Regions from separate parts of the Homo sapiens genome. Here region 1 is linked to region 2. Evidence: chromatin loops called from intact Hi-C (ENCODE). Cell type or tissue: IMR-90. All regions are shown on one strand. Links, peaks and the distances in the headings refer to the core of each region. The heading gives the core; the rest is flanking DNA. Region 1 has its middle 130 kb from the start of LIG4. Region 2 overlaps NALF1 (NALCN channel auxiliary factor 1).

Region 1 (15,549 bases), core at 4,567-12,566, 880 kb after region 2:
CCATATCTAATCCCATCATGGCATCTACTTCTTGGAGAACCCAGAGTAACACACTATCATACATTATATTCTTGGCATTTGTTAAAGCTAATTTTCACAAGTTAGTGTTACTCTTCCACAGTTTACAGTGATAAAACTACTTCAACCTTGAAATATGGAGCCAGAACATGAACTTGATTCTGCTTCCTCATTTGCTTGTTCTCAAATTTCATGCTTTCTCTACTATACAACACTGCCCCCAAAGACAAGCACAGTCCCTTTCAAATAAATAAAACGATGCATGAAGACTGAATCATATCATTAGGCAAATGAACATCATATATATTTGTATATCTCCCCAAAAGTCCTATAGCAATTCAGATGTGATCAATTATATATGTATGATCTGTCCCAATCTATTTTTATCTTTTTTTCTTCTGAGAAGTTTCTGGAATTGACTGTCTCAATCTTGACGAACTGCTTAATGACATTGATGAAACCTTTCAGAAGCCTAGAAATCTGAACAATTCCATAAAGTACAAATATCTCCTAGAAATACTTAAAGCATATCTTTGAAATCCCTGCTCCACCACTGCTTAGAGATTTTCAATTTTATCTAATAGGTTCCATAAAAAATACTACAACATTTCAGCTCCTGTGTATGATGGAGAGACTTATAATGACAACCCTAAGGCCTAGAATTAAATCCTGAATCAAAAGTGGCTTGGAATCCAAAAAGATGAGATTCCAGCCTTAAGGAGCAAAGAAACTCTATAAATGTAAGTGATGATTATTAAGAAGTGACTTTAAAAAAAAAAAAAATGGAGTCTCGCACTGTTGCCCTGGCTGGAGTGCAGTGGCACGATCTTGGCTCACTGCAACCTCCACCTCCTGGGTTCAACTGATTCTCCTGCCTCAGCCTCCCTAGTAGCTGTGATTACAGGTGCCTACCACCACGTCTGGCTAATTTTTTTGTATTTTTAGTAGAGATGGGGTTTCACTATGTTGGCCAGGCTGGTCTCAACTCTTGACCTCGTGGTCTGCCCTCTTTGGCCTCCCAAAGTGTTGGGAATTACAGGTGTGAGCCACTATGCCCGGCCAAGAAGTGACATTTTTACACCTGGACTCACTGTGTAAGAATAGAGCAAATTTTCCATCTTCAAAATCTGGGAAATTTCTTAAAAAATGAAGAGCAGCACCCATGTCTCCAAATTCCAACTGAGGTAGTGACAGGGCCAAAAGTGCCAAACCACCCACCACTAACTACTCTCAACCAATGGACAGGCTGAGCTTCCTCAAGTGTCAGGCCTGGGATGTGCGTTTAGCTTGCTGTTTGGTAAATGAGACACTGCTCTCTCTTTGACATTAAAAAAAAAAGTATAAGCCATGATTAATACATACCCTGTTTAAGAATGCTAATGCCTTCTGGAAAACAAAGAGTCATGAGCTGCTAGCACACTCCAAATTCATATGTTAGTATCCTAGTTTGAAAAAGAAAATGTGCCACTATATCAGCAACAGTTACATAAGATTTTTATTATGTCTAGCAAAAATTTTAAAACTCTAACTAAAATGGAAAGGAGGAATTGAAGCAGGATTTTAAAATATGGTGGTTCAGGAAAAATACTAATCGAAGTGTGTAAGGTTCATTTAAAGAAACACTTGGTATTTAATTTGTATATAAAACAAACATTATCATTATTTCAGCATTATCAAAAACAATAAGCTCTTCTTTACAGAAAGGTTATTGATTCACTATTAACTACAGATATTAACTAGTACTGTTTTGTCCTAATAGTAATTTGTATGGCTCTTTTAATGATCTTACTGACCAACTATTAATATCTCGTAATATTGCCTTTTTATTATCATCACTATCATGATCACCATCATTATCATTACTGTCTTAGTTCTGAAAGAAGAGTTAGTAATCATCTTTATCTACTTTATTTTACCTATGAGAGGTAATGTAATTTTCCCAAGATAATAGTCACAGCCATTTTAGTTATCCACTTAAGCAGTTTTTCTGTCTCTGAAGTTAATGTTATTTCTCATACAAAAAATAAATAAATGAAACAGGACAAAGTATGCTAGATTGTCCATTATTAGGAAATATTCACTGGAGTATTTACAAACAAAGAAACATTATTCTTGCCTCTAAAATAATTGAGAAAAAATTTTTAAATGCAGTAAAATATTAATATTTGAGGATTCTGTAAAGGATATCCAGCAATTATTTGAACCATTCTTCTATATTGCCCATAAGTCTTTAAATATTTTTTTTTTAAAAACCATTTGGAAATATTGTGCAATAAATAACTTTCATTAAGTCTATATAAACTATGATAATTTTTTTTTCTGATGATTAACAAAGTCACCAACATCTTGTAGGACCTTGCCTCTCGTATAAATATGAATAGTATTGATAATTACTGTATAGAAATGTAAGAAACATTAGGCAAGAAATGGAGATATGTTTAGTAAGGATTTCCAAATTAGAAGTATTTTTGGTTATTGCAATGTTTATTTTAATTCAAAATAATGTGTGTAATAAGAAAGATATTACTTTACTATGCATTAATATTTCAAAAATTGTAAGTAGAGTCAACATGTGTTAAATATCTGCCAAGCTTTGTGCTGTATATTTTAGATAGCTTTACAGATAATTCTATCAGAACTTTTAGAGAAGTTTGATACTAAGCCCATTTCATAGATGAAGACATTGCATGTTGGAGAAGTTAAATAACTTTCCCAAGGTCACAGGCATTAAACAGTGGACCAAGTATCAAGCACAATTATATTTTCCCCCTATTTCTAAGCACCAAATAGTAGCACTATTGCAATGTGTTTGGCAAAGGAATTGGATGCTATGCCCTATAAGTTACATTTAAAGGAACTAGACACATTAAGTCCTGAGATGAGATGACTTGATGGTTATGATCTCATAGGCCAGTCTCTGGGATAATTGGCAGAATTTGCATAAACATAAGTTCTATTCTTTCAAACTATTGCAGAGATCCATTAAGTTTCTATTAGTTAAAAAAATACTAATAATGAGATTCGACTTTTTTTTTTTTTTTTTTTTTTTTTTACTGTCGGAGAAAGAAGCTGTAGTAAAGCAAGGAGGAGAAGGCTGTATTAAACAGTGTGGCACAAGATCAGATTCAGAGACATCAATATGAACTCAGGTTTACTTTTATACGTATATATGATAAATGCAGAAATAATTATGGATATGTGTGTATGCATAGGTTAGAAAGCATGCATCTATTTCCTAGCTCTGTCTGCTGAGAGACCCTAGAGGCAGCTATGCTCAGTATAGTGGATATACTCAGCAACCAGTTCTTGGTTTCTAAATATCATTCTCTACGAAAAAGGAACGAAGACACCTTGGAGAAATGGCTGATGGAGGGGTGGGGCAGGGAAAGTATAAGATGACCCCAGAGTATTTTGGAATCCCATAAAGTAAAGGCTGAAAACCAACCAAACAAACAAAAAGACAGGGCTGCGTCAAAAGAACACAAGAGCCAATCTGAAACAGCTCCCAATGGACAAAGCTGAAACAATTTAAGCAACAAAAAAAAAAAACAATGTAAAATGAGTTTATATAGAAAAGTACTTAAAAAAAAAAAAAAAAACAAACCACAGGCGTTTATACTAAGACAGGTAAATGGGTAACCAGAGGCAAAACTTCATTACAGAGGAATTTCAAAGAGCATATGTAGTTACTCTCCATTCCAGAGGTGGAACTACTTACTTCTCCTAAAGCATAGGGTTTATTTCCTGCCAATACTGCCCCCTCAACCCCGCAAAAAAAAAAAAAAAAAAAAAAAAAAGAAGGAAGGTAAGAAAGAAAGCAAGCAAAAATGCAAGCAAACAAGCAAGCAAGCGAGAATAAGGAAATACGAAACAAAAAGTAAAAAGCCATTTATTTGCACTATTGTTTTCTCTATATTGCTACCAAAACTTTTTTTTATTTTAATGTCAATATACCTCATCAATCAACAATATGGCCCAAAAGGCCCTCAAAATATGGACTGCTTTCTCTACTACATTTCAATTTATTGTCACCATTCTAATAGAATCCTTAAGTCACCTAGAAAATTTTAAAGGAAATCCAGATACTGTAATGCAAAGTAAAAAGCAAGAGGAAGATGGTCAGCTGGTCAGCTCTGAGAAACTTGTTTATTTTAAGAGGAAAATGCCATTGTTCTTTCCCAGAGTCGGGTTTAAACACAGGTAGGTAAATCATAGCAGAACAGAACCTCAATAATGAGTCATTTTAATGTGAATAGAAGCATTCTTCATTTACAGTGGCAATTTATGCTTGGCAGGACTTTTGTTCTCTCATTACTTGAGTTTCAAAAGATCCTAGGAATGTGAGCTGCACGTCTAGCATGGCATATATAGCATTTTTCAACCCATAGACCATTTTCCCAGGGCTGGTTGGTAGGCATAAAAAGAATATCTGATAAAAGGGGCTTTTTCATTGGTTCACTAATTTACTTAATATGAAAGAAAATTAAGCTTGAAACTTAACTTTAAAATACTTGGTCATTTGCAAATGCTTTTTGCAATGTCCCATAAGAGCTAAGTACTTAAGATGCAAAAGAAAAAAAAGACTGATGTTCAGACGTCATGAAGAAACAGGCATTCTAAGTCAAAGTAATTTGGAAAAAAGAATTAGTCAAAGGTTCTTGGCAAAGTTCCTGTGTGATGGGAAGCTGTCAAAATGATTGAGAACTAAAGAGGTTATGACAGTTTAGTATCTCCAATTAATTTCATTATTTTATTGAACTTAGAAATAAGGTTGCAAGTATGTGCTTATCCATATTCCTACTCTCTAATTTTGAGCAATAATGTCGCCTGCCAAAAATAACCTGTTGTTTTAACCCTAGCCATTTCTTTCTGTGCTAGGGCTACCAATTAAGATCACATGAGTACTTTAAAACTAATACTTATAACTACTATAGCTTTCTGGTTTATAGATTCCATTAGGCTTACATAAAATATCTTAAAGTTATAGCAATCTATTTTAAGCTGATGACACCTTAACTTTTATCACACAAAATAATTCTGTGCTGTTTACTCCACACTCCCCAACATTTTGTATTTATGATGTCATAATTTGTACATATGTTAAATAGCTTGGTTAAGCCGTTCCACAACTTATACATACATCAAAACATCATGTTGTACGCCATAAATATATACAATTTTTTACTTGTCAAATAAAAAATGTTTATATAATTTGCCATGTGTAATTAGCTGTGCCCAAGGTGATATATATAACCACATATATTTTTAAATTGTAGTTAAAAAAAAAACAAACTCACATCCACATAACATAAACTTACCCTCTTAACAACTCAGGTGATACCTTCAACTCCTGTATTTTTACATTTGTTCTTTGTGCCTAATACTGTGAAAACAAGTTGAAATAAATCAAAGCCTCAGTAAGAGTGTTAGATATGAGTTCTAAATTTCTCTTCAAAGAATCAATATGTCAGTATGTTCAATTCTTTGCCTTCTACTTTTAAACTTAACTTCCTCATAAAGCAACCATTTTCGATTACCTGCTCCACCCTGACTCATTCCGATTAACTGCTCTGTCATAACCATTTTTCCTGCCAAACCACTCACCCCGTCACTCTCTTTAAATTAGCCAGTTGGAATTAGTTTAGCCTGTACAGTCTAACCCTAGCCAATAGGGGAACTACACTGCAGCAGGGGCCATGTGCGTCAGGGACAAGAACGCCTTCCCCTCCCTCATCCAAGTGTGCGCTCACAATTGCTCCATCTGTAAGGGTGCACCCTTCTATAGAAGTACATTGCCTTGCTGAGAATTAAAAAGAAAATTTTATATTCAAGTGCTATTTCTTTTGTGGCACCAAGACTTTATTTATAACAAGAGGTTCTATATGCTTTTGTCCCATGATCTTGAATTGGAGAAACTCATTTGAACCTCTTAAATGATTGTCATAAGCTCTACAGTCTTGTCATAGAAACACAACGCAGCCTGGAGCATGCCCTCTGGGGACTACAAGACTGCCAGTGAGAGGCCTTGCATCTGGAACATTCAGGATTTTGAAAGGAGTTAGCCAGCTTGCTTCAGGCACACTGCAAAGGGAGGGCCCCTGGAGAGCCTCCGCCCCACCTCTCAGGTGCTTGTACCGGATGTTTTCTTCACATAAGGCAACTTGCAAAGGGGGCTTGCCTAAATATGCCCACAGTGGACTAAGGGCCCACATGTACACTGGGGGAATGGGGTGGAGCTACCAAGAATTCACACCTTACACAAATAGGGAACCCAGCCCCATCAGCTTATATATAAAAAAGCCCTGGCATTCTACTGTAAAGGGGGCAACCGGGAACCTGCTTTCAGGACCCCTGTCTTTGCTGAGAACTTTCCTTTTCGCTTAATAAATTCTACTCCAGTCACTCTTTGATGTCCATGTGCCCATTTCTTCCTGGCAATGAAACAAGAACCCAGCCCTGGCTGAGCTAAGGAGAAAAAAATCTTGCGTCAATTTCTCCACTGACACTAAGGGTCGCTTACAATGGGAGTCAACAGAAGTTGCAAACCCAGATTTATATGGAAACTCTCACAGTATTGAAATGTCAGTCCAGGGTGTTCCTTAAACAGTGTGTGGAATATATGTGTGTGGATAACAGTTTGCATTATACTGTATATCTCTTCTCAATCAAATCACAGACTTCCTGTGAGCAGAGGCTATTTTTGTTCAGGTTTGTTTGACGCAGCCAATGCAATGCCTTATGCAAAGTGACCATTTGTGTTTGTAAACTTGAGTTTGGCAAAGACCAAAAGAAACATCCAAAAAAAAAAAAAAAAGAAAAGAAAGAAAAGAAAAGCATTATGCAACTTTTCCTTCAAAGCCCTGAAGGTCTCACATGGTCTCACCATAAATATTTTACAAAATGAAGTGAGCTATAAATTCTGTCCATCAGTGGTCCTGATTTGGAACTAGGGATGGGGACTAGGAATAATTATGGCAAAGGGCATTATGATTGACAAATGATTTGTTGCAAACCAACAGTGAAATAAGCCCTAAGAAATCATTGCATTTAGCTAATCAACTGGGTTTTATCAATTGGCTTTTGTTATTCAGTTTTGTGACAGCTGGTTCTTTCAAGAGGTTATTTTTGATATTGTGTGGCTTTGCTTTACACGATATCACATTTCCAACAAGTCTGTGTTATTATTTTGTATTTAATGGTTCTAAAATGAGAAAACACTTAACCACTCCAGAGGTAAAAAATAAACTTGCATTCTTCAAGTCTGTTTGTATAGCATTCTTGCAACTCATTGTGCTTTTATGAAATAGTGTTTGGGTGTTCCCTTGATTTTCCTTGTTGTTTATGTTATTAATGAGACACTTATAAATTCTTGTACAAGGGAGCTAAGAAGTATAAATGTTATGTGGGTGGTATGCAATCAGGATATATATGAATGACCACTTTTAAGAGTGGGAATGATCAGACTGATTTCTCCATGTTATTATGTTAATTAATTCACATCATAAAGTTTTAGTCCATTTCCTTTTATTAAGAAAACTTAAGACACTTGGCATACAGATTTAGATTTAAATATAGGACAGGGTCAATGGTCACATCATAGCCAGACGATAGGAGCAAAGCAGAAATCTTTCCTCAAAACTAGTAGCAAACTAGTTAAAGAAGAGGAAGTTGCATGAAACATAGAAGGTAAAGTGAATATCAAGGTTATGTAGCTGTTGTGAATAAAGCTGTTTTAATTTTCTGAGTTAGGGCTCCTTTAGTTTCAGATGACATATTCACAAAGTAAAGCAAATTTCATGACATGTAGCTGGCAGTCCAGGAGCTCCGTGGGACCCAGAAGTTGAACCAGTCTTGTTCTCCAGAAGGCTGCCCTCAAGTGGTGGCCAAGATGGAGACAAGAAGTTCCTGCTCTCTTCATTCTTCTGGCTGACAAGCCCAAGGAAATCAAAATCACATTCCTCTTGATGGTTCCAGCAATGACCTCGGAGCATTTTGATTGGCCCTGCTTGGGTCAGTGCTAATCCACTGGCTACTTACTGTACCCCAGGCAAACTTTTGTGAGCTTTTCCCAGTTTTTCCCCACTCTGGTGCAAGAGAGAGAAAAGAGTCAGAACTTTCTAAGCCATGGGAAAACAGTTCTACACAAAGGCTTGTTTGTTACCAGAAGGGGTATGGAGTCTTCATAAGACACAACCTGTGGTCTACCTGAGTGTAGCCACCACCAACCACTACATCGTTATTACCTCTGGGGAGGCTGCTGGAGCTCACAGCCTTTGACACAGACTCCTGAAGAATAGGGACAATCAAGAGAAGGCAGATACGTTATGTTCAAGCCCATTGCTTCAGCAACTTGATCCTGGTCTCCACTGCTCCCATCCTCAATTTATATTGGCTGTGTCTGTTTCTTTTTACCAATCTTGCCATTCTGATGCCAGTCCACAATCTGATTGCAATTTACCCCTGTTCCAGGGTCTCAGCAAAAATGACCCAAGACCCTTGTGTATATATATAGAGAGAGACTACTTCCTGCTTTGTTTATTGTTTTCAATTTTCTGATCTGTAAATAGTCATTTAAGTATTTTAGAGACAGGTGCAATATTTTATGTTAGCTTGAGTTCCCTGTAGGATCCTCTGTATTCTACTGAATGGTTCAGTGTTCTTTCCTGTAAAAACAGACAAGATAGATTCTAACTGAAGAAATCAGAGAGATTTTAGATTAGTTCCCCTGGTAGATGAAGTCTAACTCAGCATTTAAGGTTCAGATTTTTCATCTGACTTTTAAAACCCCAATGGATTATTCTATCCAAGACTCCTACGGGTTAGTGTTTGTATATAAAAGCCCTTCTGCTGAATGCTTTAAATCTGCCCTACAGAGTTTAATATCTCCCTTGATTTGAAGAGAAAAACATTCTTAGAGTTGTATATTTCTGTATCCTAACTCTGGGGCCAGGGCTGGCACTCTGGCAGAAGGGTTTGAAACATGGGCTGAAAATAGCTGACTTCCACAGGCTTGCCAGGGATATCAGATGAGCTCAGAGGACTCTCAAGAATTCTCTTAACAGCGTTTCTGCTATTCCTGGGAGGACGAGATAACCAACAGTGGCTAGTTTTAAGTTTTATAGCTTTTCTGATTACTATTGGTATTAAGAAATACTGTTAATGCCTCCCAGGGTAGCATTTGAAAGGGACCTTCTCAGTGGGATGGCATCTTGGAACTTTGTCTTTGCTTCAGTGCATAAACAGTCTGGCTCAAGACCAGCATCATATTATATATGATGAGCAGAATGGTGAACGCTGCCCTTGGGTGAACATGCAGAGTGTCTGAACTAGAGCTAGATCATCTTTAGGATATTTTCTGGATATAAAATTCTATTATATATCTATTCTGTATTCTATTCTGTATATTTTCCCCCAAATTAGGCACAAAGGCAACTTTTTAGTATATTTATTTGTAAGATATGAAATGATTGAAGGAAGGCCTAAGTCACTTCTATAAATGGGCACATACTTTTAAACAATCTAGACACTTGAAAGTCCCTTGAGGGGCTATCAAATAGAGGGGCCACATGCCAGAATGTCTTCAGAAGGGAACTACACACGGGGGGAAAGTCCACTCAGTTATTTGCTTAAAATGCAGCCATATAGCCTTTGAATCAACTCTCTGAACCTAACACATTCTGTTCATAAGATAGCCTAGACCTACTGTACATGTAATACAAATGAATGAGTTAAGAGCCTTTCGAGTTCTGTATACGAATTCTATAAGTGGTTTTGTTGGCATTAAAAAAAGGATAATTTTCTTGGAGCTCAAGCAGTTAACCCCTTTATAAGTAAAATCAATTGTCAAAAATAAAAAAAGAGAATCTGATGCTCTCTATACAGACAAGTGAATTAAAAATAACAAAACAAAATAAAACATGGTCTTCCCTACATCAGCAACTTTCACAAGCATTAAATTCACTTTAATGGTTTTAACTCTGGACATGTCCAGTGGCATGCTGACTGTGACAAAATCACGTGAAACCTACACGTTCTTTCATAATTGTTTCAACTCTATAAAAGAGAGATGACAGTTTAAGGATGACTCCACTCTGCTGAGAAATGATAGAAGAGAGAAGGTTGACAACACATACTTCCCAGACTGCATTCACCAAAATTCCTTATAATAGAAGGAGATCACAAGAGTTGGAAAAAGTTTGACTCCAGCAGCTTTCAAAACTCTGTTTCATCTTATTCTCCCATAGTGTTCTCTATAGGAAACGGAATCTTTGGAACTGTATTTAACATAACTTCTCTAGAAAGTACAACAATTTCTTAATGGTTTCAAGTATCCTTGCAAGTTATAGATCTAGAATGGAGATCTGCACACCAGCCAAATCTGGCAATGCCTAAAAGATGTAATTATCACACAAAAGGTAACAATGGGCTCATGTCATCCTGAGTGCTGACTCCAGAAGCCACGTAGATGAGAGAACAGCAAAGTCTGTCAGCTGAGTCCCCATGAGTTGGTACAATGTATCACTTATTTCAACGTTTCATTAACAAAATTAAGAAATTTATTAAAAAGCTAGAAAACCCTAAATCCTAGTTAAAAGTCTAGTTTTTCTACTGCCACATTTTATAATTTTACTCTAAAATTCCAAAATTGAATGTATTCTCAAGCACAGTTTTTCTACAAAGTTTTCTTCAAATGCAGAGGCATCTTGTGGTGGCTTGAAGTGTGGCCACCAAAAGGCCTATCTGCTCGGGACCTCAGAATGTGACCCTATTTGGAATGACAGTCTTTATAGGTGTAATTAAGGTAAGGATCTTAAGATGAGGTCATCCTGGATTAGCATGGGCCTTTATAAGAGACAGGAAGGAAGAGATGCTGAGACATAAGAAGAAGACAGTGTGAAGTAGAAACTGAAGTCATGCAGTCCCAAATGAAGGAACACTTGGAGCCACAAGAAACCAGGAGAGGCAAGGAAGGACACTTTCTTGGAGCCTTCAGGGGCACTGAGGTTCTGCTCATGCTTTGGTTTCTTTTGTACTTCTAGCCTCCAGAACTGAGAGAGATAATACATTTCTCTTGTTTGAAGCTAACCTGTTTGTAGTAATTTATTACCACAGCCCTAGGAAACTAATACACATCTTTAAGTAGTTGATGCATTTTTAGCAGAAAAACTATATAAAAATGAAATCACTTCTCTCAGGGTCTGGTATTTGCAGGAGTCAAAAATTATAACAAAAAAGATTCACTGAGTACAATTATCTAAGTGCATAATCTTGCAATTTCTTTTCAAATATTTTACCTAGAACTTAGGAAGATGTTTTTAAAAGGCCATTCTGTAAGGGTCTCCTGAAATGAACGAGGCTGAGATTGTAGATGCATGATGGGCAGTCAGTGATGAGAATATTCTAAGCAAAACTGAACATCTGAAGTGTGGACAAAAATCACTAAATTCTAAACTGTGTGAAAATGTCTTTCAAGGACAAGGGTAAAATAAAGACAAATAACGATGAAATCTACTGCCAATCTTTCCTAAAAGAAATCATAGAAGGTAAAATTCAGAGAGAAGTGAAATTACTCTAGAGAGCAAATCTGAGATACAGAAAAGAATAGAAAGCAAAAATGTTAGAAAATGGGTGAGTAAATCTGGGAATTTATGGAATCACTAAAGCAATCATAGTAATTTCTAATTTGTGATTAAAAAATAGGCAATATAGAACCAAGATACCGGACAAAATTAACAAGAATGTGAGAAAAGGTGAAAGGAGTTAATGTTGTCTGTTATTTCTACGGAGGTTAATTTTCATAATTTTAATTAAATAGGCATGTTATACCACCTATGGTAACTAGTTAAAAAATAACAAGGAGAGTATAACCTTCATACTAATAGGTGAAAAATGAAATGTGAAAACTAAACAAATAAACAACAAACCCTCAATTAATTTGAAAGAAGAAATGGGGTAAAAGGGGAAAAACAGAATAAATCACAAGAAAAAATGTGAAAATAAATCAATACATCAGTAATCGCAATAGATGAAAATTACTCCAAGTTTACCTTTCTCATAAATGTGGATTAAATGCACATTTTCAAAAATGGCCATAAATAGTGATACATTTTTTTGGGATGTGAATATCTGGGGACTTATTAAACTTCTCCAGAGAGGAGGTATCTTTCACTTGAGCGTGACATTAACTTGTGGAAGGCTTTGGACAACAGACTTGGATTGACTGATGTTCTGGGTACACTCATATTTTACATCCATTTTCTTCCTTTCTTTAAGTCTTTGTTTCCTTTTCTTCTATATGCTCTGTCTTCCTTCTTTTCCCCTGATAGCACTATTGTCTATTGCCAATAATAGGTTTCAAATTTAGGATACCTAACAGATTCTGAGAAAACATGTATACCCTAAGTGTTCGTATCAAAGGTAGTCAGGTTTTAATGCATAAGTATGAGAATCATTGAGTGTTCCAATAGTTCCCTTTGCATTTGGAAAGGAGAAAACCTGACAGACATAGGAATAGGAATTTTCTTCTGCACTCATGTTACTGCGAGGTTAACACAGCTTTGAGGCAGAATTTTCGTTCCAGTAGAACACTTCCCAGGTACATGGGGATGAAGAGTCACCATCTCTTCTACGCAGACATTTCAGAGTGTAAAGCAGAATAGAGAGCTCATTACCTGAGGGTTCACATAAGGAAGAAAAGTTGCCTGATATAAAATAAGAAATAGTATTTATTCTGCAGTTCAGACTCTGGTCTTTGCTTAAAAACGAAAATGGAGAGGCTAAAGTTCTGGAGGAGAATGATCTCAGTTCACCATGGTGGGAAGTCATTAGAGACTTACATATAAAGATCTAAGAAATGTCTTTCAAAAATATCAAATATAGTCGTTTCAGAAAATAGAAAAAGAAATAAAAGATTCTGGATCCTACTTTAACATTTTGAGCAATACAGGCATTAGAAGGATGCTTAAGGGCTGTGCAAGTCAATGATGAATGCCTGCTGCCTGAGAGTTGGGTAGCTCACCTTGCCTCTCCTGGTGGCCTGCTGAACGACAAGTTTTTAGAACTAATTATTTGTTTCCACTAGCAAATGATGCCTAGATACTAACATTATTGTATAAATTTTTACAATTAATATTGTAATAAATATAATGAGTCTGTTATAAACGTATTCCATGTTTTCCATAAAACTCAAAAAAGCTGTCTTAACCTTTTTGAATGAAAATAGCCACCAAAGACATATTTTCTTGTTCACAAACTACCCTTTGCAAAATAGTTACTCATTAAATATCGAATTCATCTCTCTCATATAAAAATGCCTGCAGGTGCAAATATATTTAAACAACTTGAGTGAAGGAATTAAGATTTTAAGTTGCTTCTCTTAAAATACAGAGGCTATTATATGGGTCATACATTAAAATTTTTTCTCCACTGCTATTTTAACTTTCTCTGAGGAATCTCCTTGCTCTTTCTGCCACTGCGGTAGAGCCCAAGACACATGGAAGCTTGGATGGCACTGTTGGGTGTGTGGCCTGCCCTCCATCCCCCTTCTGCTCATACAGGTAGAGGAAGCAGAATGTTACCAAGTTGATGAGAGTAATGTAGGAAAAAAAGAAAAAAAATTTTAAAAGAGTTAGCAGTGTAATTGAGACAAACCCCCTTTTACACAATTTATGCTAGATAAAATCTAGCTCTTTTGAGAACAAGGTTCTGTTGGCATATGGATGGAGGAAGATAGCTGGATGGATAGATAGGTAGATAGACAGACAGACAGACAGACAGACAGACAGACAACAGATAGGAGTTGTATGTTATTTTAAAGTGCTACCACCTGGAATAACCCTTAGTTTCTTTACACAGCCTGCTTTATAATATATTAGTGTCCTTTAAAAATATCCGTGGAGTCAAGGTTATCTTAAAGGAAAGACTATTTTATAACGATTATATGTTCTATGTATTAGGGACTGCATTTATTAAACCTAATACACCTTAACAGCAAATAATGTTAAAATTAAGTTTATTTAAATATAATTCTAAATCCCAGAGATAGTTAAAACTCTCCTTCTGTGATTCTTTTTAGAGAGGTGATACCAGATGAAGAAGAAAGTGATTAAAAATTCTTGTTCCTCAGAAATTAATTTATGACTATTATCAAGAAAACTACACAGTTTTCTTTAAACGCTGCATTTTCCAAACCATGGGATAAGCATAAATGTTCTTTAAAAGAAAAAGGTAGGTTTTTTGGGCAATATCAATTGCAAAATGGCATAGATATTTAATGTTCAAACAAAAAAATCAAGAGTAATTCACTAATTATTTTCCTATTTTATGAGATATTCGTAGAGAATTTAATAAATTATGTAAATGGAAACTCCTGATTTTCCTCCGTAGACATCTCTTCTCTTGCTTATATCATGAAAATTTGAATAAAGTATATTCATTCCCATGCCCGAAATATATATTCTGGTAGTTGCTATTTTAACAAAGATCCTTATTCTTGACTCAAGCATAAGTGTTTTATTGATTATTTTTGGAAAGCTATAAGTAAAAATGCGTCAGGTTAACTTAGTAAACAAAAAGAAACTTAATAGTAGGTGATTGAGTCAAAAATCAAGAACCACAAAATTTCAAAATACATTGGCTGGCAGTGGGAATTTAGCTTTAAGCACCCTTCCATATCTGGAAATGTGTAATTGATAAAAGAGAATTATATGTTTAACTTTTATTTCATTCTTATCATACACAAACAAAAATGACACAACCACTTTGAAGTGTTAACCAAAACTGAGTCACACTAGATATTAGCAACCAGCAATAAACTATCCTTTGAGTGGTTATTATCAAAAGGCTAGACTGAGTCACACCATTTTTACAATCAAATTTAACTCAAGTCCAATTGTTTGTCACAATTATAAAACGGTGGAATTTATTTTTCAAGTTTTAATTTTCTAATTTTCATCAATTCTAATCCTTGTTTTTACATTTTAGCATCTGTGATAGATGCATAGTAGCATTTAATATCACTGATAATCAGGTGCTTTCTGTCATGGACATGCAAGCTCTCCATATCACAGTTTAATTGGCAGTGCCTTTTCTTTCTTGGTGGTATATAACATAATAGAGTAATTTTTAAATAATATCATTTTAGTTTTCATTAAATATTATGTTATTAAGACTTTCCTTACCTCCACTCATTCACACTGTTTAGAAGGAAACAAAAAAGTATGATTAATAAAGCATTTCAGGAGCAGAAGCCACAGGTTCAATTCTTGCATTAGCACTTGATTAGAATTTTTATAAGTAAAACTTGCTTATACATTTTTATCATAATATAGATGAAGTTGAATGAAAATTAAATGAGACATATGAAAGTATTTTGACTATAGTAGGCTTTCAATATATAATAGTTCCCTTTTCCTCATGATTTAAGAAAAATATATACTTGGATAATTTTAATAGCAATAAAGTAGTATAGTAAAATAAGAGTAATGATAATTATTATAGGGGTTGATAATTTCCCACTGTTTTGGATTTCAA
Region 2 (15,549 bases), core at 4,143-12,142:
ATTTCATTTCTCCTCTTAGACCAGGCAAGGTGTAGCAATGAGAAGCAGAAGGATAACTTGAACTACGTTAGAATTTTCCCCAAAGGCTGTCGAGGTGAGCAAGCTCATGCAGGGCCTGCCCAGTTGTCAGCATGCCTGGAGGCAGAGGGGGGCAGAGGGAGGCAGAGCTCTCCCTGCTCTCCAACAAGTGTCACCCAGGTGAGCTGGAGGCAGAGAGGGGCGCCCACAAGCTCTCCCTGCTCTCCAGGTGAGCTGGAGGCAGAGAGGGGCGCCCACAAGCTCTCCCTGCTCTCCAGGTGAGCTGGAGGCAGAGAGGGGCGCCCACAAGCTCTCCCTGCTCTCCAACGAGCATCACCCAGGTGAGCTGGAGGCAGAGAGGGGCGCCCACAAGCTCTCCCTGCTCTCCAACAAGTGTCACCCAGGTGAGCTGGAGGCAGGTTGTCTTCCTCTCCCCACACAGACAAGCGTAAAACCTCATTCTCCTCTGCAGCTGCGCCTGCCGCTCCGCAAGCACCACCAGGCTGGACTACATGGGGTCCCATCTAGCTCGGGCCTCTGCTGTCAGCAGGCCTGGGCACTGTGTTCTGGCACTGGGCTCAGTACTCTTAGCCACTTGTGGAGGTGAGGCAATGAGACCTTACAGTGGGGGCGATTTTCCAAAATTCATAGCTACTGGCAGAATCCAGACATCCTAATTCCTCCTCTATTCCCTACATACATTCTCTTGCCAAAGGCAAACTTGACCTGCTGGGATCTTTATGAATATAGAATTCAGAAAAAGTAATCTTAAGTAGGAATGATCTGAACTCAAACCTAAAGATATTAACTGAAATAAACCTCAAAAAGTACAATGTTTTAATGGAAGAAGATGTCACGAACATATGAAGTTACTACATTTTACTTGGTTTTATAATCTACTCTCATTTTTTAAATTTTATTCTGGGCATACCATCTCCCTTCCCGTTTCTTTTTTGCCTTAAACTTTGACATATTTATTAAAATATTTTGTATGAGATTAAATGATGCTATAACTACACTGGTCTTTTTATTATTCTGTTTTCAGAGAAAAAAAAACCTGATTTTAAAAAATTAAATGAACATACGCATACGCAGGGGAAAATAAATAAATTGAAACGGCATAAATGTTCAAATTAAAATCTATAGAGGTATTTTTTTTTTCTACTGAAATTTTCCTCTAATGAGAACATCTTTTTTTTTTCTTTTATTATTATACTTTAAGTTTTAGGGTACATGTGCACATTGTGCAGGTTAGTTACATATGTATACATGTGCCACGCTGGTGGAGCTGCACCCACTAACTCGTCATCTAGCATTAGGTATATCTCCCAATGCTATCCCTCCCCCTTTCCCCCCACCCCACAACAGTCCCCAGAGTGTGATGTTCCCCTTCCTGTGTCCATGTGATCTCATTGTTCAATTCCCACCTATGAGAACATCTTTGTCTTTTAAAAATCTTTCTCAACTCACTGGTCATGTGAGGACTGGATTTTTGCAAATGTTTTTTCTTTTGCAGTTGTGAAGTCACTCACAAGTAAACCGTGAGATGCCAAACATTTAAAAAAAAAATCCTTCGAATGTGATCAATATGTAGATCAATGCATTTCCTCCCCTCAGGTTATTCCCTTCCGTTGCCTGCAGGCAGTGAACGTCCTTTCAGACTCTCTGCAGGCGCGCAGAGTCGCCACCAGGGGGCGCCCATCTCCCATTGCAGCCTCAACCGCCTGTCAAGTAAGGAACAACAGCAGCCCACAGTATTTTCCCCAGAGACAGAAACATAACCTTATTCCTGTCACAGCTCAAAAAGAAAGAAAAAGAAAAAAAATGGAATGCAGAATTTACATAGAATTCTTAAAATATGTTTTATCTCCATTGTCAGTAACCCCCAGCAGACCAACTTTTACTTTTATTCCTTCAATAATTTCCCTCTGTAAGAGAGCAGTAAATCATGGCTGGTCTATTTTATCTATCAATCAAATGATAATTTTCTTAATGTTTGTTACCATAGCACCCACAGCCTGTGCTCCTCTGCTGCCTCTGTTTTCTTCAGCTTGGTTCACTGTTAAAGGTAAGCAATCAAGGATTTCTCCAGGGGACTCTGGAATGAGGCGAGGGAGTGTGGAGAGGGAAGCCCACGTAATTACCACGATGACGGGTTGACATCGTAGAATCCAAAAACGACTTCCACCCCCTCACTTTAAAGATGAAGCAACTGAGTTTCTAAAATAGCACTGCATTATGCGAACTGAGCTTGCAAACCCAACAGAACCCACCTTGACAAATTTTAGCTCAATAATGCCTAACATTAAATGACATGTTTCACCCTGACAGCACCTCAGAATTTCTTTCCAATTAATTTTTAAAACATTTCTTTAGTCACGTGTCAGTTTTATTCTTTAATAGAAAAAAATTCAAGAGAAATCTCAGGCAAAGTGTCTTTCCTTTTATCTCCTAAGACAGAATTGGAATTAAACATATGCACGGGGATGCGCTTGTCATCAAGATCCGTGGTTAGAACATTTGGTCATGACCTTCTGTAACATCCTCAATCAAAAGCATTCTATAGTAATGGACATGCATTCTCAGATATTTCATTTTTTAAAGTAAGTTCCTGGCTTACTAAAGGATCATAGGTAGCAGATGATCAAAAATATATACATTTAAAACTTTCAAATTTGGTACATGGTGATGTGAGCACCATAAAGAAATGATGCACGAGATACTGAATTTAGTAAGTGTGACCAAAATGGTAAATAACTCCTGATCATTTACAGAAATTGTTCATTGATTCCAAGGGGTGATATTCCCTTTTTTGTGAATAATAGGAATCCTAGGTATCAGTATATAGCCAATAGGACAATGACAGGAAGAACTTGAGATCTCTAAGATTCTGGGTACAGAGAACGCTAAGAAAAGGAATCACCATGCCACTGGTTTGTCACTAAGGAGAAGCACCTTGAAGAAAACTGATGCTCACATGGACAGTATCTGTCATCAGGCCATGTGCAGTTACGTGCTTACAGAATACTTTTTTTTGAGGTCAATAAGAAAAGTAAGTGAAGAATCCTCGATATCCTAGAGGGAATTCTCCGTCCTTCTGGAAGCTGTGAATTGGATGCAGTTCAAATAGTAGGAAAACCATTATAATTAAATCTGTTGAATTTGAAGGAAACTCCACCTATTCCTTTAATTCTTAGTGAGAAATGATTGCATTTTAACATCTAGAGTGGAAATCAAATGCTTGATGATTTTTTTCAAAAAGAAAAATTGCTGGAGGCAAGAGGAAGGTCACCTTACTTGGTGAATTCTTTTTGATGAAGTTACTGCATTTTACTTGGTTTCATAACCTACTCTCATTTTTTTATTTTATTCTGGGCATACCATCTCCCTTCCCATTTCTTTTTTCCCTTAAACTTTGATATATTTATTAAAATATTTTGTATGAGATTAAATGATGCTATAACTACACTGGTCTTTTTATTATTCTGTTTTCAGAGAAAAAAAACAGAATGTAAATGGCTCACATTTACTTGCAAACTTATTTATAATGTAAACTATTTAAAAATCCGTGTACATTTGTAGGAGACGGACATCCAAAAATGTGCAACTTAAAATCTGGGAACAAATTATATGCACATATGTCTTACTAGTTTCCTTAGACGCATGACAAGCCACTCCACAGTTTAGCCAGTGGTCCTCTGGGAGCTGTCCTCTATTCTAACATCATCCAAGATGAAACCCATTCTGGGGCCCATGTCTGGGACTCTTATAAGCAACGGGCAGGCAGCTGTGATGGACAGGAGTAGAAATCTCCTTGCTCAGGTCCAGCAGTGCACTCTTTCATTTTCTTTTTCATTTGAGACAGGGTCTCGCTATGCTGCCCAGGCTGGAGTGCAGTGGCAGGATCACAGCTCACTGCAATCTCCAGCACCTGAGCTCAAGCAATCCTGTCTCTGCCTTCCAAATAGCTGCGACTACAGGTGCACATAACTGTGTCTGGCTAGTTCTTTTATTTTTAATTTTTTGTAGAGGCAGGGTCTTGCTACGTTGTCCAGACTGTCCTCAAACCCCTGGCTTCAAGCAATTCTCCTATCTCAGCCTACCAAAATTGTGTGGATTACAGGCATGAGCCACTGCATCTGGCCTCAGCAGTGCACTCTTAAGGGACACCTGTAACCGATGATGGGAAATGATGGCTGCTAGTTATCAACATGAATGAGAATTCTTCAAAGAGGCACAGGTCACACCTTAGAAAAGAAGATCAATATGAAAATTATTATCTTTTTCTGTCAGATTGTTTTACAGAACTTCAGGGTGAAATAACCTCAGAATTTATTCCATATATTTTCGAGCAATTTAAACATAAAATGAACATTAACCCAACTGAAAGTGACATAAGAACTACTGTTCTTAGGTTTCCAAATGTTCAGTGATGAGATTATCCTAGGGGGCCTCTCACGGAGATGGCACTTTTCTCTGGATCTGATAAATCTCTCTTTTCCTGCCACTTTTCCTTAATGACGTAGCTATGTCTATGAAGAAGCTGTTTTTACCAAACTCGAAAACAATTAAAACTGCAGACTGGATTCTCTGCCCATGTTGTGAAGTGAGAGATTTAATTCTACCCTGGCATTCTGAATGTGTATGGAGGAAGTGGGTGAACATTCAAACATATATTTCAGATTCACAAATACAGATACATGTAGGAAAAAGAAGATAAACGCAAACACCTCGCCCTTCATTTGGGTTTTTTGTCTACTTTGAGAACTTGGTTCAAAAACTATTGTTCTTCTCTAGGACAAAAGCCAATGTGAGTGTAAATGCATAAACACAACCTGTACATAAAAATCGAATAGCTTCTCTGAAGTCCTCATGTCACAGACACCTCATTGTCCCACAAGAAAAAAAAAATGAAGGCCTTATCTTCATGGTTATTTGTGGAATGTTGTATGCAAAATTCAATATGAATTAATAGCCTGTGTCTGGTGAATTTTGTCTCAAACTCAAAGCAAGAAGATATTGATATCCTCCTTCCCTCCTTCCCTTATTCCTTCTTTCCCTCTTCCCTCCTTCCTCCCCCTCCTCCCCCTCCAGCAGAGAGGAGCTACATAAAAAATGACTTGAGCATCAAGTCAGTAGAATAACACACAGGCCTGTGAAATCATTCTGCATTTCACTTTCTCGTGTGCAACGGCTATGGCTGGTCAATGACATAACTTGCCCTTCTCTCTTATCTGTAATCCTTGCAGCATATCCACATGGGGGAGGGTTTGGCCATTGCACTTTCTAATTTACTAGTGAAGGGGTGGTGCCTCTGAGAGAATGTACAATAGAAACAGGATGAAGGCCAATGCTCCTGACCTTCAGTCACGTGTTCTTTCCACAAGCTTGGGCAGCATAAGAAATACTAATCCAGGCTGGGCACAGTGGCTCACGCCTGTAATTCCAACACTTTTGGGAGGCCAAGGAGGGTGGATCACTTGAGGTCAGGAGTTGGAGACCAGCCTGGCCAACACGGTGAAACACCGTCTCTACTAAAAATACAAAAATTAGCCAGGTGTGGTGGTGCACGCCTGTAATCTCAGCTACTCGGGAGGCTGAGGCATGAGAATCACTTGAACCCCGGAGGCGGAGCTTAAAGTGAGCCGAGATCACACCAGCCTGGGTGACACAGAGCGAGACTCCATCTCAAAAAAAAAAAAAGAAAGAAATACTCATCCAGTTCTTAGGGCGAGCTTTGGCAGACTATCTCTTGATAGCTTATCACTTAGAACACTGTGGCTAATGAATACGTATGTAAATAAGCGATGCTGAAATAATTTGATAAATTCTCATGTTGAGCATCTTAATATGCTACTCTGTTTTAGAGGAGTTTGGCAAGTCTAATGTCAGAAGAGCATTTTCATGTGTCTCTACACATATGATGGTGTTTTATCCTTACACTTGAAAACAAAACGTGCTACAGCTTGAGCCACGTAATTCCAGGGACGCCTTATAGCATTATTGTTATAGAAGAGAATGCAGAGCCACCACTCGGATTATCACACCACCCTGGCAAAGTATCTTGTTCTCACCATTTAATTATCTTTTTATTTTTTAAAAAAAGGCTCTTGCTCTTTATATCTTATTCTGTCTAAATTATGTAATGCTTATAAATATCCAGAAAAGGAGTGCTGATATTGGTGTTTTGCCCAGTCTGACTCATTTGCTGAAAGAAGTAAACATCGTTTAATGGATAGACTTGTTGTGTGGCTCTAATAGACACACACACACACACACGTACAATTTAGGCAGATATTTTTAATGCTCTTAATACTTTTTACAGATAAAGTAACATAAAAATTCTCAGAAAATAAAATAAAAGAAAATAGGCAAGAGAACATAAACTTCTGACTAATTTGAAAAGCATTATTTCACTGGCCTTAGCACATCTCCTGTTCTTATGGAATTCAAAGGCAATGCAGGCTGAATCTAACCTATACTAGGTCACATGTAAGTATATCTAATGATTGCTAATATTTTGCCATCAGATTTCTTCTTTCACACAGTGAATAACTGTGGTCTCAGTTACAGATAGACCATGTGGTACAGAAGCTGAATCATTTCCAGACCTGTTGAGGGGAGCTTTCGGTGCTTCTATTAGTGAAAGTGCGGAAAACTACCAGCCGCATCTTCAAGGTTATATCAGTGAAAGGAAACAGCAAAGCAAACAAACATCACACAAGAAAGCAAAACCACCGGAGACTGGTGTACAGACTCCCACCCGGCACTGTACCTGTACAGATGAAACTGGAGAGGCCTCCGTAGATGACTTCATCATTGTCGGGCAATATAAATGGACACCTCGTCTGAACCTCCAAACAGTATTGCTTGCAAGGAATTGTCTTTCTGCAGTTAAACTGTGTGACTTCAAAATACTGGGAACAGAGCCAGGCTTTGTAGACAATCTGAAAAAAAGAGAAGAATGAAAAATATAGAGGCGTGACAACAGTTACAGTGATAGAGGCACTGTGAGAAGCGTGCAAGCGTGCTGTGGTTTCAAGTGGATCCTAAGAGAGCCCTCATTGTGAGAAAGCGTATTTACACAACGACAGCTGCAAGTGATAAAAACACAGCAACGAAAGTCTCCGCAATAAAAGCAAAACAGTATTTGATTGCATCCCTAATAGAATGTAAAAGGTATTTTGACCTTTAATTTTATGTGGCTTATTTGAAAATCAGTGGATTTAAGCAGGAAGTTAATTTTTCAAAATTCAGCGATATCTAAAGTAAAATAAATAATTGACTCTATTGCTCTTCTGTGCTGTAGTTACTTGCAACGTGGCTGATGAGCCAGTTCCCTCCACACGGAGTCCCACGTCTATGCCTCCATAGGACGCTAGATGGCGCGAAGCACTTTATAAAGATGGCCCAGCAGGGGTTGGGAAACTGCTGTTTAGATCTTGGACTTTGAGAGGCAGAGAACAGGCAGATATGGACATTTACATTCATGACTCACACCAAATGCATTAAAAATCTCACTGTCTGAAAGCCCAGAAACACCCGACATAGAGCAGACATCATATGCTGTGGTGTGGTTGGGAGTAGGAGGGAAGCCTCATCAGAGCCACAGCTTCAACCTTCTGGATGATGTGCAAGCCACATCAATGTTTGCTACGTATTTATGTAATTTCATCAAATGTGAAAGGACTGGGACTTCATTCATCTCTTTGTTTTGGTGGCTATTTGGGAAAACAAACATTGAAAAAATTGCCTTTTTCTGACACGAAGGAATAAGCTGATCTTAAATTCAAATACAACAATGGCAGATGTACCAATTTGCAGTACAGGTTACTGAAATTCAGTTATTCTCCAGGTCCTTGGCACTAATGGCTTTTACTTATCTATTTCTAGGGTTAATATTATCCAAGTAACATTTTGCCGGTTATATTTTACCTAGAAAAATGGAGGCGCAGCAGTTAAAGGTAGCCTAAGAGATTATAAATACCTAATAATAACAAGAATAATAGCTGGTATTTATCAACTTTATACTCTTTTCTAAGTAAGCTGTAAACTTTTTTTTCCATGTGATTCTCAGCATGCACTTTTGACCATAACTATTACTCACATTTTGAACAGGAATAATATTAAGTAATAGTACTATTAGGTAATGGAAATGGAAAATCCAGACTTCAAACCCATGTTCTGTAGGGCTCCAAAGACTGTGTTCCTAATAGTTATCCTATATTTAATCTGAAAACTACTTTTAAAGCACTTATGAAATCACAAGGGAGTTTGCAGATGAACCTAAAATCAGCATGGCCTTCCATGCCCCGGGTCAATATCTATTTGGTAGAAGGAGGATTGTATTTTTTTATTCATAACATTAGGTTGATCAAAATGACGCTTTATTCTGTGATCAAGGTGACTTGGTAGAGGTAAAATGAGATAAATATCAAAGTGAGATACACTTTTAAATGGCCAAAAGTAATTTTTCTTTGCCAGTCATCAATGGCTCACAATCACCATGTAACTTGTTAGTAAAACCTACAAATAATTAGAATTCTTATAGGTCTTTTGAATGAGTCTTCTCGTAACAGTGTACACTGAAAAACTGCACTAGAAGAAAACGTTACAATAGCCGAAGAAACCTCTAAGAATTCTTATGCCAACTGGGAAACGGAGGTGGGCTGTGGCTGTGTGCCCCAGGAGGACAGCAAGAGGCTGCCTCAGGGGGACAGGTGAAGGTGGAGGTGGTGCCGGCAGCAAGAGGCTGGAAGCACCAGCTTCAGAAGAAAAAGTGAAATGATTTCTTAACCAAACCATGGGGAAGTTGAAAACGTTTGTCAAAATGCCATAGACATTGACGTTTGTGTAATATGACATGATACGTAATATGACATGACATTTATTATGTAAACTAAGCTGTAGTATAGGAATGAGCCATGTATCCTCTGATTCCTGGGCTTAATAACCTTTCTCAGGTACTAGAGGAAGCAGGATAGGCTTATACCTGCAGTTCAAAAAATAACATTCCATTATGAGGACAGCTTGCTTTCCGCACATTTCTGGGATTCTAAAGTCTAGAGTTGCCTGTTTTTCTTTAAGGAGTGCCCTATGTAATGCCAGAAAGTGGCTCATGTTTTCATTGGCCAAATTGGGGTCCCCATTCCCACCGCTCCCTCACACGTTGCCTTTCCACCGTTATTCCAGTTAAAATGGGTTCTGAATAGGGAATCGCATCCTGCAGCCATAAAGTCTTAAGAAACAACGTCTCCTCTCTCGCAGACGGTGGGGCGTCCAGTATTGGAGTCTCTTCAGATCTAGCCATCCTCTTTGCAACCACTTTCCTCAGCATTGCCCGATGGGAACATATCCATTTTTATTCTGGCTCCTTAAATTCTATTTCCGCTATATTTCCTTTGCAGATTTTTTTTTAACTCAAAAAAAAAAAAAAAAAAAAGAAAAGAAAAAGAAACTAGTAAGAGATCACAGCATTTTTTTTTAAGTATCAGGTAGTAGTTAGTTATGAAGAAAAGTGATCGAGCATCATTTGCAAAGCCGCCGGCAGAATCCCAGACCTTATACACTGAGCTATGACGACCTCTCCGGCCAGGCTCCACGGTGGCATCCGTTATGAGCTACCTCCTGGGCTTTGAGTGTGCAATGAATATTCCTCATTTGAGTATTAAATATTTTCTAAAATTTTAGCTCTAGGGGTAAGATACATCAGAAAACAAGTGGGGGAAACCATGTGAGCTGAATCGAAATCCGAAGGACGGAGGAGAAATATTTTATTGCTACTTAAGAGATTAAGGATGAGAAGCAGATGTTACATAACTAAAGTCTTTATCTTCTCTGTGTAGATGTGTTTACAATAAAAGAGGCAAAGCATACAGCACATTTGCTAAAAATATTTCAGAATAAACTGGTAAAAGTTCGCATGGGAAGTAAACAAAAATTCTTCTAGAATCTTGAAAATGATTACTTGAAAAGTGAAATAGCACGTTAGTAAACACCTGAAAACTGTGTTATGTGAAGAACGGAGAATACCTGAGAATATACTGCGGCTAAGAGCAAACGAGGGGTGAGGTTCTTACAGTTATCTCGTGTCTGAGAAACGGCCAGGTGCCAATGACGATGGATTTAAACAATAAATTGTGGAATCACAAAACAAAGACAAGAGAAAAAACAAACAGGTAGCTACCAGCGTGATATAAAGACGAGCTTTCCTGCCAGAAGAGATGCATAGAAATACAATGAGCTATCTTCAAATGTGCCGAGTTCTCTAGAGCTAGAAAAATTCCAATAGACTTTCAATACCTCTTGTCAAAACACGATGAGGAAGATTCCTATGTTAGGAAGGTGAGAGAAGGCCATGGCTCCAAGACACTTCCCAACGTCTTTCTAGAAGTTTTTGCAGGAAGGGGTTGAAAAGGATGTTTTGTGGTGGCACCGGGCTAGAAGAACAAATTGACTAAATCTTAAAAGTAATAAAGAACTTCAAACAAAAGCACATCATGAAAAATGAGTATATTTGTCTTATTTCATAAGAACTATGGAGTACAAAGAAGTCTAGAAATCTTTTTTATAATGGCTTGGCCTTCTCCTATAGAGAGAAATATTAGGTAAATTGCTTTTCTATGTGTCACTGCAGAGTATAAATAATTATATGAAACGAAAGAATAACTGTGGGAAGGAATAAAAATGTGTGCGAGGTCTCTGGTGACAGAGTAATGGCTCGCCGACATCCACCCACTCTTCCCCTTGATGGCCAGTGCCTCCATCTACCCAAGAAGCAGCTTGATTTGTCAGGAAATTATGCTCTGAAAGGGTATTTCAAATGGCCCACCGCCCCCACGCTCCTCCACTGTGTCCTCTGGAAATGACTTATTGACTGTCACAATCTTTGCTGGACAGCTGCCCACCATACAGTGTTCTCAAGGTGCTGTCTGCAAGAGGAGCAGACTACACTAGAAAAATGGTCCAAATGACAGCATCATTTTTACTTAATACTTGAATCGATTTTTCTCTTTTTCCCCTGAAGCATTTTCTCTCTTGCTATCTTTCCTCATAAAGCCCTTGAGACTTGTTTGGGAAATGTTTTACAAATAAGGAAACGTATACAGGGAAATTAGGCATCAAATAAGTGGAATTCAACTCTCTCCACAGCCCAGTCCATAGTTTTTTTCAGTGGGAACTCTTGTAACAGGAACTCTTCTGAGAGGACAGAAAGTGAAGGGAGCATTGGATACGTCGGGGTCTCTGGAGTCACTAAGGTGAGACATTCCAGGGTGGAAAGCCTTAGAGACCACCTAGCTGAGCCTCTGTTAACGTCGGAAGTGGGGTCTAGAAAGATGCAGATGACAGCTGAGCAAGGTAGGGCCCCTGGGCGGCTGTTGAAATTACACTCCATGTTATTCGGAAGGTATCACTTGAGTATTATTCATTCCGAACATATCCTTTTTCTTTTTTTCTTTTTTGCAAGTCACTTCATTTTGAAACTCACTTGCAGTTCTGCAGAGTGGGCTGTATGAGCCCCCACCCTCTACCTCCAGACCTACGTCCACATCTACCCTGTGTTTGGATTCTCAGCTGAGAATCCCTTGGTCACACAGGCCTGTTTGAAGAGGTGATCAGGGAGAGCAAAGGCTGAAGAGACCAAGGAGAACCCAAGAGAGCTCATCTAGCAAACTCATTTTCACACTCTTAATGAAGATTTTTTTTTTTTAAAGCTTTGGTTATAACGGCACAGCCTCCGGAGACAGACCGAGGGGGAGTACTTTGCTTCCTGATTACGGGGAGTGATGTGAAGCCACGAACTCTAGAAAGAAATGCGTTACATGCAAATCTGGACAATCCTGAAGTAGCCCATGCATTTGTGAATAGAAATACTACACGGGACCAGGATCACCATGGTTAACAATGGTGCCATATAGACAGCTGGCAGGTGTGCTTGTGTGGTGTCCTCATGTCCTCTCTTGGTTCTGGGCATTCCATTTGAAGATAGCTAATCTGTGCAGAACCTTTCAAAAAATGCCCTATGATTAATATTTTTCCAGCAGAAGGTCAGCTTCTCATTACTTTTTAAATATATATTACCCCCATCTCCAAAATCCATCTCTCTATTTTAGAGCAAGGTAGAAGATTGCTAATGTAAATATATGTTAGCCTGCTGAAAAAATATCATGTTGGCTATATATTTTATCACAAAGAAAAATGTCAGATATTAAAAATGGTTGTCAGCTTCAAATCAAGAGGCTAAGCAGCTGCTCTCCCTTTTCCCCCACTTATTAGTAAGGACTAACTTTCCTTTCACATTTGTAGCATTTGTTGATACATTTTATTAGATCCATTTCTGCCAGCTCTAACCCCGCTAGCGGCCTGAGTTTTGGGTATGTGTGGGTGAAATAATTGGTTATGTAAGCATTAGTCTGCGACAGCAACCGCCTCAGGCTAATGCACTTTGACGCATAACGCATGTTGCTACAGTTTTAAGTGAGGGTGAAACTCAAAATAAATTTTCACGTTCCTATGTCTGAATGTCTGCTTTCTGCTATGTCTGTGTCAGTGTCTGGTGAAAGCACATTGCACCTAGAAATTGGAAATCGTGATATATTCTGAAAGGGAAACAAGAAAGGCCCCACTGCTTGAGGCTGAGCTGAGTCTGTGAAGTAAGCTTAAGGATGGGCGGTAAGCAGCGCTCTGAGCTTCTTGATCCCTTGTGGGGGGTCTTATGACATCAGCACCCCTTGCCTTCTAGGGCTTTGTCTTGGCTCCATTTCCTGAAGTAAAACGCAAATGTCTTCCTGTTTTCTGGTGGTGACCCACTTTTTGAATCCTGTCATCACACTTGGTCTATTCCCTTGCATTTCAGGGCCTCCTGAGCTTGTTGGCTCTGTCCCACATTTCCCAGTCCACCCAAACCATTCTCAACACCAAAATGAGGCTCCTGCAGTGCCCATCCACGCCAGCATCCCAGACTCCATTTATACAGGAGAGGGAATCAGTCTGAACATCACAGGGCCAACGCAAGCCCAGTTGGCCAATCAGGGTATGGCACCACGGAGCTGCCCAGACATATGATTGTACAGAAGGTGAAAAGCAGATCAACTCGGCTGTGCTTTCGCAAATAGAGAATGTGCCCATCCAGAGATAATCTGCACAGGGCTTAGGAAAAAAGGGAAACCTAAGAAGCATTTGTCAATATGTCTCCAGCGTTATGCAAAGGAAAACGTGTCCTAACTATGACACAGAGGCAACTTAGTTTTCTCTTTTTCTCTCTTCCTCATTAATAAACGTCTCATGTAACAGTCAATATCTTCCTTGTTTTATCTTTCACTTCATCTCACTATGATTTGGCCTCAGCTCGAACCACTCCACTGAGATTGTTCTTTCCAAGCTCCTTGGCCCCTCTGCTGACAAATCCAGCTGGAAAATCAGTTGTTGTCTTATTTGACCTCTTGCCAGCCCTGATCATGGTTGATTGAACAGCTTCCGGAAATGCCACTGGGACTTGTTTTATCCTGGTGTCCCTCTTAGTCCTCTGCCCCTCCTTCTCCATCTTCATTTGTTTGCTGTTGCTGTTGTTTGTTTGTTTTCCCTGCCATTCCCCAAAATGTTAGTATCCCTCCGGCTTCTGTTCCAAGCTTGTTTCTACACATTCTTTCTGGGCAACCGTCCATCCTCGTGATTCAATTGTAGTCTTTAAAATAGTGAAGCCTAAATCTTCATTACCAATGCTGATCTCTCTCTCTCTTTCTCTGTCTCTCTCTTTCTCTCCCTCTCTCACTCTGTTTCAATACCTCAAGCACTACAAACTCTAAAGTGGAATTCGGCCTCTTCTTTTCGGAGGGAAGCAGGTGAGAAACCTGGGGGTCATCCGGGTGCCTCTTCCACGCTCCACAGCTCTTCAATCACCACGCCCTGTGAGCCTGCTTCCTCAATAGCTCTATGTCTGCCCAAATCTCTTGATTTCTACTGACACCAGTGCTGCTCGCGCCATCAGCATCTCTCACTTGGATTTCTGCCTTGGATATACCCCGTGGAGCCTACCCTTGTGCCTTCAGTTGTGAACTCCTGCTTCATGCTGCAGTTAGAGCAATCTATAGAAAATTAATTTGATTATTCCAGATTATTCCACTACTTCATTTTTAATAATTCAGCACCCCACCCCATCCCACAGCAACACCCAGGAGAATGTTCAAAGCTCCTAACCGATTCACAGCTCTGCGACCTTGCCCTGCTGAGCAGTCGAGACTCATCTCTGCCCACTCCCACCCGGCACTCTGCTCTCTGGCCACAGGAGTGACAAGCAGGTCACTCGATGTGCAGCGTGCCCTCGGTGGCTCTGCACCAGGCTCTTCCTTCCACCTCCCTCACGAATCCCTCAGCCTATTAATTCCTGTCCATCCTGTGTGACCTCACTTGGAAGCCTTTCCTGCATTCCCTCTAGACCCTGCAATGAGCTCTTCTTCGGCAGTTCAGTACATGTGATGCTGTCTTCTCGTCTGCCTCCTTCCCAGACCCTATGCTCTTGGAATGAAGGCCAAGCTTTGTGCCTTCTTGTATCCCCAGTGCCCTGGATGTATCTGGCAGAAATTTACCGTCAGTGGAATGCCCACTGGAAACTAGTAACATGGCCTTTGGGCTTGCATAATGATGCCCCGCGATTGGTTAGCGTGAGAGCCAGTCCACCTGGCCCTGAGATCCTGCCCAGAGCAGAGACTCAAACCAGGAACCCTGATGAGCCCCCAACATATTAAATCCTAAGAATCCCTTTTCATATGACCAACCCAGTGGCCGTTATTGAAGGCCGAAAACAAAAACAAACAAAACAAACAAACAAACAAAAACTAAAGAAATAAATTTTTAAAAGTCCACTTCATGAAGTGAACCTCTCCTTCCAAAAAGACCCCATGGTTCAGGTCCTAAAGCACAATATGGGATTGGGTTGCAAGCTGAGAAAGATTGTCACACAAAGATGGGGAATGGTGTGGTTTATTGTTCTGAGCTCATGGAAGGCCACAGAGCTTCAGAGGGCAAAGTATATTTTATAGCTGTTATTTAAACGGACACACTACTTTGGCTGGGATTGTGGCAAAAAGTGTTGAGCAGAGAGGTTATACTAATTCATACCTTTCCAGAACAGTTCTATTATATATCCAGAAATGAATATTAACGATGATAATAACCAGTGAATTAACTTCACAGTAAATAAGGAAGCGTTTCCTTTGGTGTGAAGGAAGATCTCTTTTAACAAGCTGCCTTCACCGGATTATCATGTTAGTGACGAAGATGGTGGGAGCTCTGCTGTGGGCATCAAAAAAGAAGAAAGTCACTCCATAAGACTACTTCTGAGTGTTGGCCGTGGATGGATATAACTCAATAGCCTTATCTAGAGTCGGAATGGGCCCGTAGTAAATGAAAGCACCTTTTGTGGACTCTCAGCCAACAAGCAATGCCTTAGAAGTGCAGAGTATTACATGTCCTCTAAACATACCACTTATTTAACCTGGCCTGTATGGACTGTCACAAAAGTGCCAGTGATCC

The links. Peaks named below come from ENCODE experiments on the same cell type or tissue, not always from the same donor. Only the 100,000 strongest peaks of a DNase experiment are listed, where the experiment ranks them.
Region 1: it touches region 2 in a loop (9-fold over the local background); 5 of 110 quality-filtered maps call a loop at or near these places.

What each region holds. Positions count from the first base shown.
Region 1 is chr13:108,078,993-108,094,541 of GRCh38, forward strand. No RefSeq gene overlaps it. Among named protein-coding and RNA genes, the nearest start is that of LIG4, 130 kb to the right of the region's middle. In IMR-90, for the core only: a CTCF peak has its summit at 7,890 (motif pointing left); no DNase peak of the experiment used is centred there; H3K27me3 peaks cover 309 bases.
Region 2 is chr13:107,203,791-107,219,339 of GRCh38, forward strand. It overlaps NALF1 (NALCN channel auxiliary factor 1), which reads right to left. Exons shown (of 3, transcript NM_001080396.3): 2 at 6,794-6,965. Among named protein-coding and RNA genes, the nearest start is that of SNORD31B, 110 kb to the right of the region's middle. In IMR-90, for the core only: a CTCF peak has its summit at 7,401 (motif pointing right); DNase peaks (open chromatin) are centred at 6,231 and 7,451.